Linked DNA regions of Mus musculus: region 2 is linked to region 1. The links are chromatin loops, found by intact Hi-C in ENCODE. Cell type or tissue: left cerebral cortex. All regions are shown on one strand.

Evidence for each region. Peaks named below come from ENCODE experiments on the same cell type or tissue, not always from the same donor. Only the 100,000 strongest peaks of a DNase experiment are listed, where the experiment ranks them.
Region 2: it touches region 1 in a loop (2.8-fold over the local background); 2 of 42 quality-filtered maps call a loop at or near these places.

What each region holds. Positions count from the first base shown.
Region 1 is chrX:153,135,758-153,143,757 of GRCm38, forward strand. It overlaps Rragb (Ras-related GTP binding B), which reads left to right and starts at 4,201. Exons shown (of 11, transcript NM_001004154.2): 1 at 4,201-4,818; 2 at 5,607-5,640. The coding sequence starts at 4,727. In left cerebral cortex, CTCF peaks have their summits at 4,601 and 7,185; DNase peaks (open chromatin) are centred at 4,131 and 4,536; H3K4me3 peaks cover 1,872 bases; H3K27ac peaks cover 688 bases.
Region 2 is chrX:153,034,402-153,042,401 of GRCm38, forward strand. Mageh1 (melanoma antigen, family H, 1) reads right to left here and starts at 3,162. Exons shown (of 1, transcript NM_023788.3): 1 at 1,765-3,162. The coding sequence starts at 2,937. The coding sequence ends at 2,281. It overlaps 9530051G07Rik (RIKEN cDNA 9530051G07 gene), which reads left to right and starts at 3,228. Exons shown (of 4, transcript NR_040272.1): 1 at 3,228-3,293; 2 at 4,038-4,383. In left cerebral cortex, a CTCF peak has its summit at 3,296; DNase peaks (open chromatin) are centred at 3,177 and 3,512; H3K4me3 peaks cover 2,313 bases; H3K27ac peaks cover 1,177 bases.

The DNA.
Region 1 (8,000 bases):
TTTCTTTCTCTCCTTCTCTCCTTCTCTCCTTCTCTCCTTCTCTCCTTCTCTCCTTCTCTCCTTCTCTCCTTCTCTCCTTCTCTCCTTCTCTCCTCTCCTTCTCTCCTTCTCTCCTTCTTCCTCTCCTCTCCTCTCCTCTCCTCTCCTCTCCTCTCCTCTCCTCTCCTCTCCTCTCCTCTCCTCTCCTCTCCTCTCCTCTCTCTCCCTTCCCTCCCTCCCTCCCTTCTTCCTTCCTTTCTTTCTTTCTTTCTTTCTTTCTTTCTTTCTTTCTTTCTTTCTTTCTTTCTTTCTTTCTTTCTTCTTTTTGTCAGTCCTGTTTGCCTCTTTTCTAATGGGAAACAAAGGAGCAGGGAGAGGGAAGGTGGGGGAGGAGGGGAGCTGGAATGAATGCAGAGAGGGGAGGCTGTAGTTGGAATGTATTGTATGAGAGAAGAATACATACAAAGAAAAAAGAAAAAAATAAGAAGGATTTACCCATTTTGTCCCGGTTATTCAGTTTATTGTCCTTAAATTGCTCATAGAAATCTCATATAAGCCTTTGAATTTCTGCAGGTGGCAGGTGTAATTGTTCCTGTTTTCTTCACAATTTGAGAGTTTGGGGCGGGAGGGGGATTTTTTTTTAATTAGCCTAGCTAAAGGATTGCCACTTCTATTTATCTTTTAAAAGCTATTCAGGTTGAGCTTTGTATTGGTTTTTCTTATCTCTATTTCAACACTTTGCTCTGATCTTTACTGGATGGGAATATCTCTGTAACTTTGGACTTTATTTTTTATTTTTAGTTACTTGAGAAGTTCTGCTTTGTTAATTTGAACATTTTCTTTTTTAACTTAGGCATTTTTGCTATAAACATCATTTTACTTTCCTCTTGTAATTTCCTCTTTGTTCACTGGATATCCATGAGTATATTGCTTAATTTTCACATGTTTGTGGATTTTACAACTTTACTTCTGTTACTTATTTCTAGTGTTATAGCATAGTGATCAGAAAAGAAACTTAATAACAATTATAATCTTTAAATTTCTTCTATTTTTGTGATATAATATAATAGTCTGGAGCATTTTCCAAGTGGAATTGAGAAAATGTCTATTGTGCTCTTTTGTGGAATACTCTAGATATGTCTATCAAGTCCATTCAGTAGAAAGTGTATTTTAAATCTTACTGAGTTTGTCTAGATGTTTGTTTATTTGTTTTGTAAAGTGTGGTATTGAAATTCCATGCTATAACATATTAGAGTTTTTCACTTTACAGCCAGAATATTTGTTTTATATACCTGGGAAATATTATATTGGATACATATGAACTTACAACTGTTATATATTCTTGAGGAGTTGATGCCTCTATTTATGATATAATGGCTCTTTTGTCTCAGACTTCAAGTCTAGTTTATCAGATACTAGTATAGACATTATTCTGTTTGAATGGAACTTCACATTTTAAAATATCATTTATTAAGTACCATTTATAGATAAGCCACTATATGGGGCAATTTTCTTTCATGGTCTAGTTCAATCCTTAAAACATCTGAGAAAGTTGTTATTAAAAAGATTTTATACTAGAGGAAAATGAGGTTCAGAGAATTCTAATAATTTGTTTAAGGCCTGCTGTTTTATCAAGATCTCAGTATTCAGAATAGCTTCTACTACTTAAACTTAAATATGAAATTGAGTTCAAACATCTGTATTAGTTCCTTTCCTACTACTCTGATATAATACAGTGACCAAGACATCTTGGAGCAGGAAGAGATTATTTGGGTAATGGGTCCAGAGACATAAGACTCCATCACAGCAGGGAAGCATTGCAGCAAGCAGCAGGCATGACAGCTGAATCGGGATGCTGAGAGCTCACATCTTGAAACACAAAAATGAAGCAGAGAGAACAATGGAATGGTGCAGGTTTTTAAACTCTTCAAAAGCTGCCTTCAGTGGCATATTTCCTTCAATAAGGCCACACCTCTTAAACTTCTCCAAACAGCACCTTCAATTGGGGGAATAAATGCACACATGAGCCTTTGGGGAACATTGTTGTTCAAAGCATCACACTATTTCACTAAAATCAAACTCAATTTAACTTTTGTCCCACTTCTTCTGTCTTTAAGAAAACCCAACTCTATGAAGTGTTTATATTTTTCCTTACTCACAGGAGCATCCACTGAACATGTGAAGATGAGTGTTTATAAATTTCTTGACTCCTTATCCTTGTTTCCTACTTAAACTTCAAAAGCCCTGGAAGAAGATTCAGAGGTCATACCTAGCCTGTCTTATAATCATCTCCACTAAGGTTGTTGATTACATTTAGAGCAAAAAACACACCCCCAAACCAATCCATGCATGTGTGCCATACCATCTTACTATTTCCAACCTTAATTGTTCTTTCAGTACCGAACAGAAATCCTTGCGGCATGCTTCTTTATGCTGTTCTTTTGCTTATCTTTCAAATGGTTAACATCTCGGCCAATTTCCCAAAATGATCTTGCTTTTCCAACACTGATAATAGAATACAATAGCTGGGATAGTTTCCCATATACACCACCTATCATCAACTTCTAGAGACTGCTTTGTGTCCATGCCTACTCTTGTCTCCTACTCATGTCTCCATAGAATTTTTGTCTTCTATCCAGAAGGAATGTTGCTAGCTGTGCTCTAGCTTCCTCTCCTTCTCCTCTCCAGAAATTTTGTAGCAATTGTTTCCTCTCTTTTCATTGGCTTTACTTCCTAAAAATGTCTAGGCATGCTCATTCTCAAAATACACTCATGTGTTGTGGATATTAAAGAACTATCATACATTTTCTCCTTTCTGTTATTAATCAGAAATTCCTTAACACATTTGTTCTTATCTTTATAAAAAAAACAGTACTCAGTGAATATCGAGTATATACACACATTCTGGTCTGTGAACCTAGTGTATAGGAGAACATTTTTCAAAAGTAAGTGCTTGTCCTTATAGCGTTTAAATAGAAATCCTATACTCAGAGATCAAATAAACAAGATTATTGCCATGTCAGTAAGTATTATACTCTACACAAAGAACTACAGGCAACCAAGGAATGCCCAGAGCAGGAGAAATAATTTTCCCTAGGGAAGAATACACTGTCTGGTTCTTCAATACCAACTGCTCAGCCCTGAAAACATATATATGAGATTATTATACAGACTGAGCGGGTTATATTAGGAATATATATGTATATACATATATGTGCATATAACAACAACCAATGAAAAACGAAGCCATGACTTTGAAAGAGCAAGGAGAGTTGTTTATATGACAAGGTTTGGAGGGAAAAAAGGGAAAAAAGAAATGTGTCTACAGTATAATCTCAACAACAAAAGAAAAACTACAAAGGAATATTATGAATTAAAAAGCATACAACAGAAAATAACTACTGCAGGTTCAAAAGACTGTTGTACTCTAATAGAGTATGGGTTGGGAAGACCTCTGGAGGACATTACCTATAAGCTGAGAAAGTTGAGGCCATTACAAACTGTGAATGGCAAATTCAGTCTTTCAAGGGAGCATCAACCTATGCCACTCTTTTTCCCAGCCTGTAACCTTGGTGTCACATTTAAAAGAGTTCCAAGCCTAAGAAGCTCTTAGGTCATTGAGGTTGGAACTTGCTGCGTTGAGATTTGAGAGCTGGTTGACAAATCACTTCTTCTCCACATAAAACTCTGTATGTAGCAAGTATCTCATGATGATCATCAGAAACTTTAAAATTATGTTTGCAACTTTTAAAAGTTAAGTGGCGGACGTGTTAAACCCTCCGTGTGGTTCTGGTCCTGGCAATAACAACTTATTGAGAGTTTTCTATGGGAAAGACAGTTTAAAACACTTTAGATGGATTGCTTTTTTAATTACTTGAACTGTCATAAGGATTAACGGGAAGAAAAGTTACCAAAATGCAAAAATGCACAGGGCCCTAATCATAGGGAGTAGTGAAAACGGCTAGCTGGCAGGTGCTGAAATTGCAACCTTCTCCTTTAACTCTGAGCAGCGAGTGGGCGGGGCCGCGTCCATCAGTGTCTAGGTGCCCGCAGGCCGCCCTAAGGGCCAATGGCGCGGAAATGAGAGCCCGGGCCACGTGATGGCGGGTGGCACTCTGGCTTTCCTAAAGCAGTCTCTATGGTATTCTTCCAAGCAAACCCAGGGCCCCCCCAAAAGGGTAGCGGCACGTGACAGGCCCTGGGACTACGGCAGGTTCCCACGTGATCCTGGCCTGCAGTAGCGTGGTTGCGGTGAGGTTCTTGCGCTCCTGAAGGGCGGGCGCGGAAGTAAGAGCATCCTCAGGCGGACCGTGACTGGCAGCGAGGTCGGGAGGAGCCACCAGGCAGTGACCGCTTTGCTTCTGCAGCTCCGCTCCGCTCATTCCGTTATCTCAGCCTTTGCAGTCTGTACAGAAGCTGACCAAGTTACCTTTGGGTCTTGAGACCTTGGCGAGTGAGGCCCAAACTCGGGACCAACTCCTCATCCACCTTGCCCTCCCTCTCCTCCATCTCTTCCTTTGCACGCACCGAATCGAATCGCTTGCTCCTTTGGGCTGGCCTGCTCGGCTGTGCCTGGAGACTAAGTTCGGGTCGGTAAAGGTAACTGTGGGAAAAGCGGCCCCCCAGTGGACAAAGGCGGAGGCAGGGATAGATCAGGCCCCGCGGGCCCTGGGTGCTGAGCGTAGGCAGGTGAGCCAGAAGAACGGTACTGCGGATTTAGAAGGCACTGTGAAGGACTTGTTGCACGATGGAAGAATCTGACTCCGAGAAAAAGACAGAGAAAGAGAATGTGGGCCCAAAAGTGGAGCCTCCTCTAGGGGAGCCGGAAGGATCGCTTGGGTGGGTAAAGGGGATTATGTTGCACCTGGGAGGGAGGGCATGCTAATTGTAAAGAGTATTGTGAGATGCAACAACCTCTAACCTGCAGTGATGAATTGCTTTAATTTACCAATATGGTTGATTGATATCATGCCCTTGATGACGGAAAACAGAATAGAAACACCCTTTGCCTGGATGTGGGATTCCTGGTTTATGCGTAGTCTTCTAATTGAGACAGTTCTGAGTTGTTTTCTGTTTTCTATAAAGGTTATTTGATGTTATCACCTTGTTGATGATAAAAAAGGAAAGGACAGACATTTGCTGACCAATGACGTATAGTGCGATATGCCTATTTGAGAACTGCGTTATATGTACTTTGTGCCTTTAATGAATGAAATACAGCTTGGAAGGACGATTGAAGGTCCAAAGATGCTTCTAGATTTGAAAAATACGGAGATGAATTTAAAAAAAATAGTATTCAGATTATGACAATATTGTTTGATTTATAAAAGTACCCAGAGTGTTGCTTCAGCTTTATGACAAAATATCAAATCTTGAATTTAAATGGTTTCTATTCCTAAATATGCCATCCTAGGAAGCGTCTCCCGAGCTGATGAAGGAAACAGGGAGCATAAACCCAGCTTTATAATTTAGGAAAATGAAGACTTCTGAAAAGAGGTCTCATCCATACTTAGCTGCTTTAAAGAATATTCGTCTGCATCTTTCAGTTTACTTGTGTGTCCCCCCCCCCACCCCCCGCCCCCGGCAATTAGATCACGAAAACACCATCTTTTGGTTTATATCTACAGGTGGGCAATGCCAAATGCAGCCATGAAGAAAAAGGTAAGATGTGTTAGCTACATCAGTAACATGAAGAAAAAGGTAAGAAGCTGCAGTTCAGGGAATCTGGCTTTTTCTGGATTGTGGCAAGAATCTATGGGGTCTTTGAGACACTCATCCCCTTATTTACTGTCAGATTTACTTTGTCTAAAATTAATCTCATGGAGTCAAGCCAGATACAAATATTACACAGCCCTCTGTGTGTGCACTGATTCTTTAACCCAAATCAAATGTTACGTGCAATTTTTTTTTCTAGCTGGAATTGGATGTTCTTTGCTTTGCTTTGCACTTTTATTGGGACTTAGACAATATCCCTAAGACTGTAGCTCAGGAGCAATATTTCTTGACCTTTTTGGGATTTAGTATCACTTGTGAAGTACTGGTAATAACCTTCATAGGGATATTAGGAAGTTTACATGAATAAACTCCCTGTACACCACAAACATAATTATCCTCACCATGTAAGGTTAAAAAAGCTCCCATATTTTTAGCCTGACTTTATCTAAAATTTAATTCTGGGCCTCAAGTTTGCTAGGAGGATTTTTTTTTTTTGATGAATGTCTGAAGTTGCTGTCAACAAGGATGCCTAAAAAAATGCCAGAAATTTCTACATAATTAGGAGGGGAAAAGTAGAAGCTTAAGGAACTGTGAAAAGAGAAAGGGGGCGAACTGCCATTTGCTTTAATGGTTCTGCAATGCACATGCGTTGAAGGATCAGCCTTTACCTTCAGAAATAGATACAGTTATTGCTTAATTAATGTTTAGTTAATCTAGTTAATTGTTTAGTTAATTTGTTTTGCAAAGGGCAAGGAAAATGTTCATATAAATTTTAGACTAAATAAACAATTAAATTTTCTTAGGTAAACCTGGATATCTAAATTGTTGAATTGAGCCAATGCATATCCAGTATGTTTTCACTAAAGCTTCTTATATTTGTAATCAGACATTTTGATATGTTAGGATTGGAGGTAGAATCTGTGTCTCTTTCATTTGAAAAGGAAAGTTAACAGAACTGTATCTCATAAACACTGTGCTTAGAAAGGACTGTGAAAGTCATTTAACTCTGACTCCTTGTAGTGCAAGATAATTTGGCTTTAACAGGTGTTTTTTCTTGTGTCAAATCCTTACACAAGAAAGACATCTGTAAAGTCTTGCTCTCTACCAGATAGTTGTCCTTGCCTTTTTTCCTCTAATGGCTTGTTCATTTCTTTATTTTTTATTTTTTATTTTTATTTTTATTTTGGTTTTTTCGAGACAAGGTTTCTCTGTATAGCCCTGGCTGTCCTGGAACTCACTCTGTAGACCAGGCTGGCCTCGAACGCAGAAATCTGCCTTCCTCTGCCTCCCAAGTGTTGGGATTAAAGGCGTGTGGCACCATTCTTTTGATGAGTGCATTTCAAGCTTTTGTTCCCTGTTAGGCACTGGAGATAAGAAAGTACACAAAGGATACAAAGACTCTCCCTCTGTCCTTCAAATGTTTCCAGTCTTGTGAGAGAGTTGTTGAAAGGAAGGACTACAGAGCTTTATGGTCTGCAATGATATAGTAGTACCACTGAGGGGCAGGCATGATACCTCTCAGCCTAAACCAATGCTTCTCAACCTTCCTAATGCTGTGACCCTTCCTCATGTTGTGGTGACTCCCCAACCACAACATTATTTTCGTTGCTACTTCATAACTGCAATTTTCTACTGTGACAAATCATAATATAAATATCTGTGTTTTTTGATGATCTGAAGTGACCCTTGTGAAAGGGTTTTTTGACTCCCGAAAGGGGTTGCAACCAACAGGTTGAGGAATGCTGGCCTAAGGCATTTAGGTCAAAGAAACTTTATGGGGATTTACTGGGGATTGAACCCAGGTTTCACTTATATTAGGTAAGTGCCCTAGTACTGAGCTACTGAGCTACATCCCCAGCTCCAGAGAAAATTCCCGTGATGATTGTTGAACCAAGTGTTGATGGATAAGTTGAGACTTAGTAGAAAGAAGAATAAAGGATGGTAGAGAATATAGGATGAATCCAGACACAGAGTCAGGGCTCCCTAAATGGCTGGAAGCAAAGAGACTGTAAACCATTCAGTTAAATATGAATGGATGCTAAAAGTTTGAGGCTAGGAGAATCAAAAGGTAAAGACAGAAGTAGATAAGCTTAATCAAGAGTGGTTCTTATGTGTAATTTAAAGAGGCAGAAACCTGAAATAAAAATTATAGAAATATGCAGAAGGGATGAAATCATGGGCTGAAGTGGAAAACAGCCTGACCTTGAACAGAGCAGTAGGAAGAACTTTTTAGTTATACTATATGAAATCTGCTTGTTGGAGATACACACACACACACACACACACACACACACACACACACTTAC
Region 2 (8,000 bases), 100 kb before region 1:
AGAGGAACCTCCTATGAATTGAGCAGATTGAGTGGGTCTCTCTCCCTCTGCATGGAATTGATGGCTGGGGCTGAAAGTCACATTTCCTTTGAAGGCAGAGGCCCTGGGAGTGGGCATTGGCAAGCCATAACAGATGGCAGGGCAGCCTAGTATAAGGCAGTCTGGGGATGTGGAGAAAGAAGCAGGGTCTTGTCTCAGGTCTGCCACTTGTGTGGCTCTGGCCCAGAATGCTGTGTGCTGACCTCTCCCCTGGATTCCTTTGCTGCCTACCCCTTGAGAGGGACTGACAAACATGTGCCTTCAGGGGTGGTGACAAGCCTCTTTGATTACCTGTGCCAGGCTTCTCTGGCCCTTCCTGTGACATAGAAGCCACTCATCATCTGTGTTTGGAGCTTCTGAAACCTCGTCCACTCTGCTTCTGATGGAAGCATCCTTAGCCTGCAGACTGCTGCCTGTGTGTCCTTGGGCTTTGCATAAATCTTTTGCCATCCCGTGCTGCAGCCAGAGACTGGGCCTTGTCTCAGACAGAAGTCAGGTGAGACTCTAGTGAAGGAGGGATGAAAGTGTCTTGACCACTGTACTCTGTATGGTGTGCCTGGGCTAGGTGCCTGTCCTTCATGCTCCCTAGGAGACCCCAGTCTGTTCTTTTTATTACTTTCCTCGTGTTAATTGTGGTCAGCTCTAGAGCTGGTGAGTTGTTCTTGTACATGTTCTCAGGCAAGTCCCTAAGGAGAATGGGGAGGAGGTTCCCAGATCTCTACAGTTGTAGGTACTTCACTACCTCAAGGGAAATATGGAATAATATTACCTTGCCCCTGAAAACACAGAGAGAGAAACAGACAGGCATGCAGAAAGTCAGGCAGGCAGGCAGGCAGGCAGGCAGACAAACAGATACACACACACACACACACACACACACACACACACACTGAGTATTTTGGATTATGTGCAGAGCAAGAAACTCCAATGCTATGAAGTTACATGTCCAGTCTTCTCTCAGTATCCTTCAACATCAGAAATCCAGGTGTTTCAAAGCCCTTTTCCCATTGTCCCCAATTCACCATGAGTGTTGGTGACCTCAGTGTCACTGTCTTTTTGTAAAGTGCAACAGCCTTCTTATGATGTCCTGGTTCTCTTCCCCTCTTCTCCTGACTTTTTTCTTGTTCTGTTCTTCTCCCTTAACATACCTGAATATGTCATTGAGGAATTTCTATGTCCTGAGTATCCTTATTCTCCCCAGTGACCCTAAGTTTACTTCCCCACCCAATATTTACCTAAGGACCCCAAGGATCTTCTTAGTCTCTTCCATTTCTCTTACTGCTACTCCACAGCAGTCTATTTTTACCCTACCATCCTCTCTCAAGATAATTTTAGTGTCGTTTCTACTTCTTTATTATTTTAGAATGTTTTCAGGTCTTTGCCAATGGCTCCTGTCAAGGTCTGTTAAGTATCCAGTTCCACACTCAATACCAAGTAATATGGCCACCCTTCCTACTGTCTTCTGCATTCTAGAAATGCTCCTTGGGTTTTAAAGCATCCTGTGATACCCTCTTTTTTTCTGTTCTATTCCCCAAATGATGTCATCAGTTTGTCTTCCTTCTCCTTAGTCCCTGCCCATTCCCTACAACACTTACTGCATTTCCATTCCCCACCCCCTCCCACAATCTTGAAATTTCTTGGAAACTAGATGCTTTCTGTTAAGGACTATTCCCAGCATCTAAATTTGGTCCTCATTTAACAGGTGGACAATAAATGAACAAAACATTCTGTTTACTATGCTTTTATTTATACTATTTGCACAGTGAGCATATTTACAAATGTGTTCCATTACAAGACATCAGACACAAGGGAAAGACAGAACAAATCTGTAATCTTCTTCCACTCACACTTTACTGGTTATTCCAAACTTTCAAAGAACAGCCTCTCAGTGGTACTTTCTATCCATCACACAACATGACACAAAGACTTCATTTAATAAGGTTAGCACAGCTGTTAATATCAAATGCCAACGACAGAAAAAAATAACATAAACTTTTCCTCAAGTATATATTTAAACATATTGTGATTCTTAGTCAACAGTGTTATAAAATGAATACAAGATAACAATATCTATAGCAAACACTACTTTGCAGTTTAACAATTAGCACTGGTCACAAATACCAAATACAGTGCCCTCCCCACCCTCCACAACCTTTTGAATTCAGGACCCTGCCTATCTACTCCATGGAGCAGATACTTTGGATTCTCTTTTCCACTCCTAAGGGTTTGCCTAGGATCTCTCTATGGAGCAGAATAACCCCTAGCACCCGAATTGAGAATAGCCTCAACCTCTGCATCATCATCTGAATCCCAGTCATAGTTACATGGCCAGTCTTTGGAGCATCGGTTCCGAACTCTTGCCACAAAATGCATGACTTTCAGCTTGCTAGATTCCACGTGTGCTCGAGGGCCCCAGAAGAACTCATACTCCACTGGACTGCTGCGGGGCACTGGCTTATAAATCAGATACCCTCTGCGCACAAACTCTTCTGTAACGACCTTCTTCGGATCTCCAAAGATGCTGTGCTGCCTCCCAGGCTGCATCCCTAACTTCCCCAGCACTTTCCACACCAGGGCCTCCTTTGCGCTGTTGCCCATGATGAAGATGAGGGCTAATATGGACATTAGGAGACTTTTCTTGGTGCCCTGAAAATTGCTCCGGGTAACCGGCTTTTGCACTAGGGCAGTGCTCGAAGCTTCTGAAGGGGTACTGGAGGCCTTCTCCAGGGTGCTTGTGTCTTCCTCCGGGCCGCTCAGGTATTCTTCGGGTGTGCTCGGGGCTACAGAAGCCGCCATCGGGGTCTCTGAAGCCTCTGAGGCCTGGCTCTTGCGATTGTTGCGATTCTCTTCAGCTGCCTTTGCGTTCCGGCGGCGCCGACTCTTCCGTCCCCGAGGCATGGCTCCTGCAAAGCGATGAAAGCCTGCAGCACTTGGAGAAGGCTATTGGCAGCGTCGGAGAAAAGTGGCTATCTTACTCAGGGACGGCCGCTGAACCGCAAACGCCAGCGGAGCCTTTGTGGCAAGGAACCAGTCGCTTTCAGCCACAAAGCCCTTTCCCAGGCAAGCTGACTTGCGCAAGGAGTCGCCGCCCGCACTCCCTGTAGCGCCAAGCGCGCAAGAAACCAGAGCAGCATTGGCCCCGCCCCTCCTGCCACGCACACGCCAAACACCCAAGAGGAAGTGGGACTCTCCCGCACAGGAACTTCCGCTAGCCGAAAGGAAAAGGAGCGGGCTGCATTTTGAGTCCCACAATGGTAGTTAAGACAGCTAGGGGGCGGGGGGTTGCAGGGATTTGTCCTGCGCGCAAGAGAATGTCGGTCTTCTTTAGGCAGGTGCACACATTATCCTATTGGTTCATAGCTTTTGGCAAGCAGTGGGCCCTTCCAGTCTCACCAAAGGCGGGCTGAGAGGGGTGGGGTGGGGTGGGGGAGGGGTGCGGCGGGGCACAGGCTTGCAAGAGGTCAGCTGACCCCAGCCCTCCTTGGCTGCCTTGGCTTACACAGCATATTCACTCTCCCGCCTGGGTTTTCAGAAGGCGTTTATGTGTGGCTAATTAATTCGTGGGCCCATCAGGGACCCGAAGAATAGACTTAATGACCAAAGCGGTGGGTGAGGGGAGGCAGCAGTGCGCAGGAGACGCAGAGCCTGTACCCTGCTACGTGTTCGCCTGGTCAATTAAGCGGGGGCAGTGAGAAGATCAGGCTTAGATTTGCGCAGCCTCACGGAGGCCAGAGTACTTCCTGGCAGGCCACAGAGGAAGCAATTAGAATAAGAAGCAGCTGGATGAAAGTGAGCTGTTGCCATGGGGACTGAGAGACAGAAAGGCATTTGAAGGGAGACCACAGGCAGGCTTCAGACAATGGGTGGGAATGGGGAGCAGAGAGATGGTATGGTGCGGTTGGATCCTGGATTTCTAGGCCGGCCAGCCAGCTTACCTGCCTCGACTCGCTCCCCTCGGTGCACACTCTGAACTTTGTCCACTCCTTCTCTCTGCTCAGGTTCCTCTGCCTGAAATGCCTCCCCTCCATCCTCCACTCTCTAAGTACCACCTGCTTCTCCCAGGCAGCTTCCTCGCTCGCTCAAGTTCATTTCGGCCTGCCCCAAAGAGTAATGAGTCAGTTCCTACTCCCCCAAGGGAGGCCCCATAGCCAGGCATGCTGCTTTTCTTGTGTCATTTGAAGCGTGAACTTGCTCAGATCCTTCACCTCTCTGAGCCTGGCTTTCCCCCTTGAAAGTGGATGTAACTCAAGCACTGGCTTCAGAGTTGTGCGAATTCAACGAAAAGCCTTTACTGCCTAGTAAGCACAGATTTGCCTCTAAGTGCGTTGCAAGCAGCAGCAGCAGGTGAGAGTGGCATTTAAGAAATGCGCCTTGAGGGAATATGTGGTGGAAAGATTTTACATGTGTTCCGTTTTTGAAAAAATGGTTTGGTGTGAGTGTGTGTGTGTGTGTGTGTGTGTGTGTGTGTGTGCGCGCGCGCCCCGTGTGCTTGTGCCCTGTGTGCTGTATACACGAGGGGTTAGCAGAGGGCGTGGGACCCCCTGGGACTGAGTTAGAGGTGCTTGAGATCTGCTCGCTATGGGTGCTGGCAACCTAACTCGATTCCTCTGGAAGAGCAGCAAGTGTTCTCTTAACTGCTGAGCCATTGCTCCCGCCCCTCATATGTGCTCTCAGTTCTTGGAAGGTAAATGGATATTTTCTGCTTGTTTCACTGGAAGGGATGAAGCATGTGTTTGACAGTGTCTCAGCTGGGAATCCTACTGGGAAATTAACCCTGTGGGGCTCATAGACTTTGGCAGCTCCCAGCTTTTTGGTAGAGTTTGTGGACCAGGATATGGCCTTATCTAGCGAATGAACTCTGTGGTGGGTGATGCGTGTCACTGGCAACAGCATTGCCAGCACAACTTGACCCAGTGAGGCTCAGACACCTGTGCGCGGGTAGAAAGGAGATGCCTGCTGGAGAGAAACAGTCATTGAAATCAGAACTGGGAACAAGAGTTTGGGGCTGGTGTGTATCTGTTCCAAGCCTTTGATGAGTTTATTGAACATCCCAGTCCTCTGATTTGTTCTATACAGAAAAAGCTGATCTCTCTGGCTTGGTCTGTCCAGCTTGCTTCCTATCTCTGTGAAAGTTAATGCTAAATACTACTATATTTTCAGTCTTTCTTTTCATTCTTGAGATTATAATTGCAGCAATTCTCCCTTCCTTGTCCTCCCTCCAAACCGTCCCATAAACCCTCCCATACTGTCCTTCCAATTCAGGCTTCTTTTTTTTCCCCACTAATGGTTATTCCCTGAATATATGTATATACATATAGGTATATATTCCTAAATATAACGTGTTCAGTCTGTGCAATGCCATTTGGATGTATGGCTTGGGAGCTGATCATTTAGCACTGGACAAGCAGTTGGTGTGCTCTCCCCTTGGAAAGAGTATTTCTGCTCCCAGATGTCCTTAACCACTTGCAGTTCTTTGTGTAGGGTTGAGACCTCATGTACATTCTCTGTGTTCATTGGTTTCATCCTTGCTCATCGTTCACACTGTCATGTCGGAGAGACTTGATGGGTATGGCTTCTGACATTCCTAGGAGACAGACTCTTACAGCTAACTCTCTGATCCGATGGCTCTTTACAGTCTTTCTGCCACCTCTTCCACGGTGATCCCTGAGCCTTTAGAGAAGGTTTCCTGGACTTAAAGATTTGTCATATTTGTGATTATATACTGTAATATATAGTTATAATTAAAATATACAATAATTTGTTTCCGTTTTGATGCTATTTATGAGAATGTAATTACCAACGTTCACTTTTTTTTTTTTTACTGAAGTTTCTTTTTTTAAGGAAAATGTACTAGTACTTCCTACTTGGTAAATTAATTTGGGGTGTATTTGATGCTGTTCTCCCTTGTGCCACACCAATGGATTGAGGAGTAGGTGCCATTCCCTGTCATTGTCGTCTTCACCTAAATGAACCATTATTTCACTCCAAGGACAGTGCAACCCTCCATGACTCCATAGATAGAGCAGATAACTAATATACAGCCTAAGACCTCAACACCCATCTAGTTTTTCCAAAGAAGTTAGTGGGAACAAGGTTTAGGCTCTAGGCTATTTTTGCTAAGCCAGAAACAGAGAGGAGAGGGGCGTGGAGAGGCCTGGATCCTATAGTGTTTCCTAGCTATCAGAGAAAGACAATTACATATAAGCTTAGAAGTCGTGACATCCAAAGAGAAATCTCTTGAGCTCAGTTCCAGATTCTACATATGAGATTAAAATCCTTGATATGTTGTTGAACCACTGCTATCTATGAAATCCTGGGGACTATGCTTTTCAGGCAATTCTTTTCAGAAGGGACTAAATTAGTTATTATAGAGTAGTCCAGAATCAAATACTACTGACAACAGCAGCTCTGGGTCAGAAATTTTATTTATGTAAAGAGTCATAGTTATATAATAGCTTTTATGTGTTAGGCATTGATAGAAACTCATTAGAGTTTGGAGAGTTAGTTCACAGTCTGTTAGTGAAAAACAAAGACTTAAATGCTTAATGATTTTTTTTTTAAGCTTAGTGTAGAAGATGTTGGCTCTGATTAGCAGGACTATGGATGAGGTCTCTAGGCATGAATTAGGAGATCAGATTAATTTAGTGTAATCAGGAAGGGTATATCTGAATAAGTAAGTCAATATTGGGCTGAAACCTTAATGCTGACTAGAAAGGTTACATGCAAACAGATGTCTGAGAAGCTGAAAGCCAAAATGAACAGACTCATAGCAGTTTCTGCGATTGGGAATTATTCTCTCTGTGGGCCAAATTTTAGTTCCTTTAACAGTGTGACATGAAGATATTGAGGAATTTTAGTTTATAATATTATCATGCATACTGTATAGTCACACCATGACTTATTATACTATTTCCCCACTGCTTAAACATATTTGCTCATTTTTAAAAGCAGTATTCCATATACATTTGTATACTTGTCTGTATATTTGTATTTCTCGTCACAGAGTTAGTGGTTTGAATGTTTTTTTTTTGCATATAAATCATGATGTAAATATCCAGGCTTATTTCCACGAATAGTTGTGTCCTTTCTTAGTAAGCATCACCAGCAGTGAATGGAGTGTATCATTTTCACCACATCTGTGTCTTCCCAAAGCACTGTTAGATGTATAATTCATTAGCAGTCTGATGGGTAAACTAACACATCTTATTGTAATTGTTATATGTGATTAGCATAAAATAAAGTACACATACTAAAAATTGTACAATTTGATACATTTTAATGTATGTGTGTAACTGTTGGTAGATTTAATATAATTGTTGTATTGTTTTAGAATATTTTATTACATTTATTTGGGGGTGGGTGCACACATGCAGCATATTAGTGGAGGCCAAAGAACAACCCTTAAGAGTGGTTTCTTTTCCCTTCACTATGTAGGGCATGGGGATTGATTTCTGGCTATCAGGCTTGGAGGCAAGTATCTGCACTTAACCTGCTGAGCCATCTCACAAGCCCAATCGTTATATTATTTATCATCAAATTCCTTCATGCCCCTTTATAATTGTCTCCCCCTTTTTCCATCTTTCCTCCATCCTAGGCACATTTATAAACTTTCTATCACCATATATTATATTTCATTCCTTGCCATTTATGTAAGTAAATTCAAAGTTCTTTTCTAGATTTTATTTATTTTTTTATCAAATGGTCTTGAATTACCATACAAACTAATGGGGTCAATAGTTTCATTGGCAAAATATATGCCATTATATTTTGTTCTTCTTTGTGTCTTCTGAATCTTTTATTTTATTTTTTAATTTTTGAGATTATAGTATAATTACAACACTTCCTCCCTCTAAACCCTTCCATGTACCCCTTCCCTCTTCCATTACCCACTCCTCCCCTCCCTCTTGCTCTCCCTTTCTAAAATACTTCTTCCTCCTTTCATGTCATATATTATCCTCTCT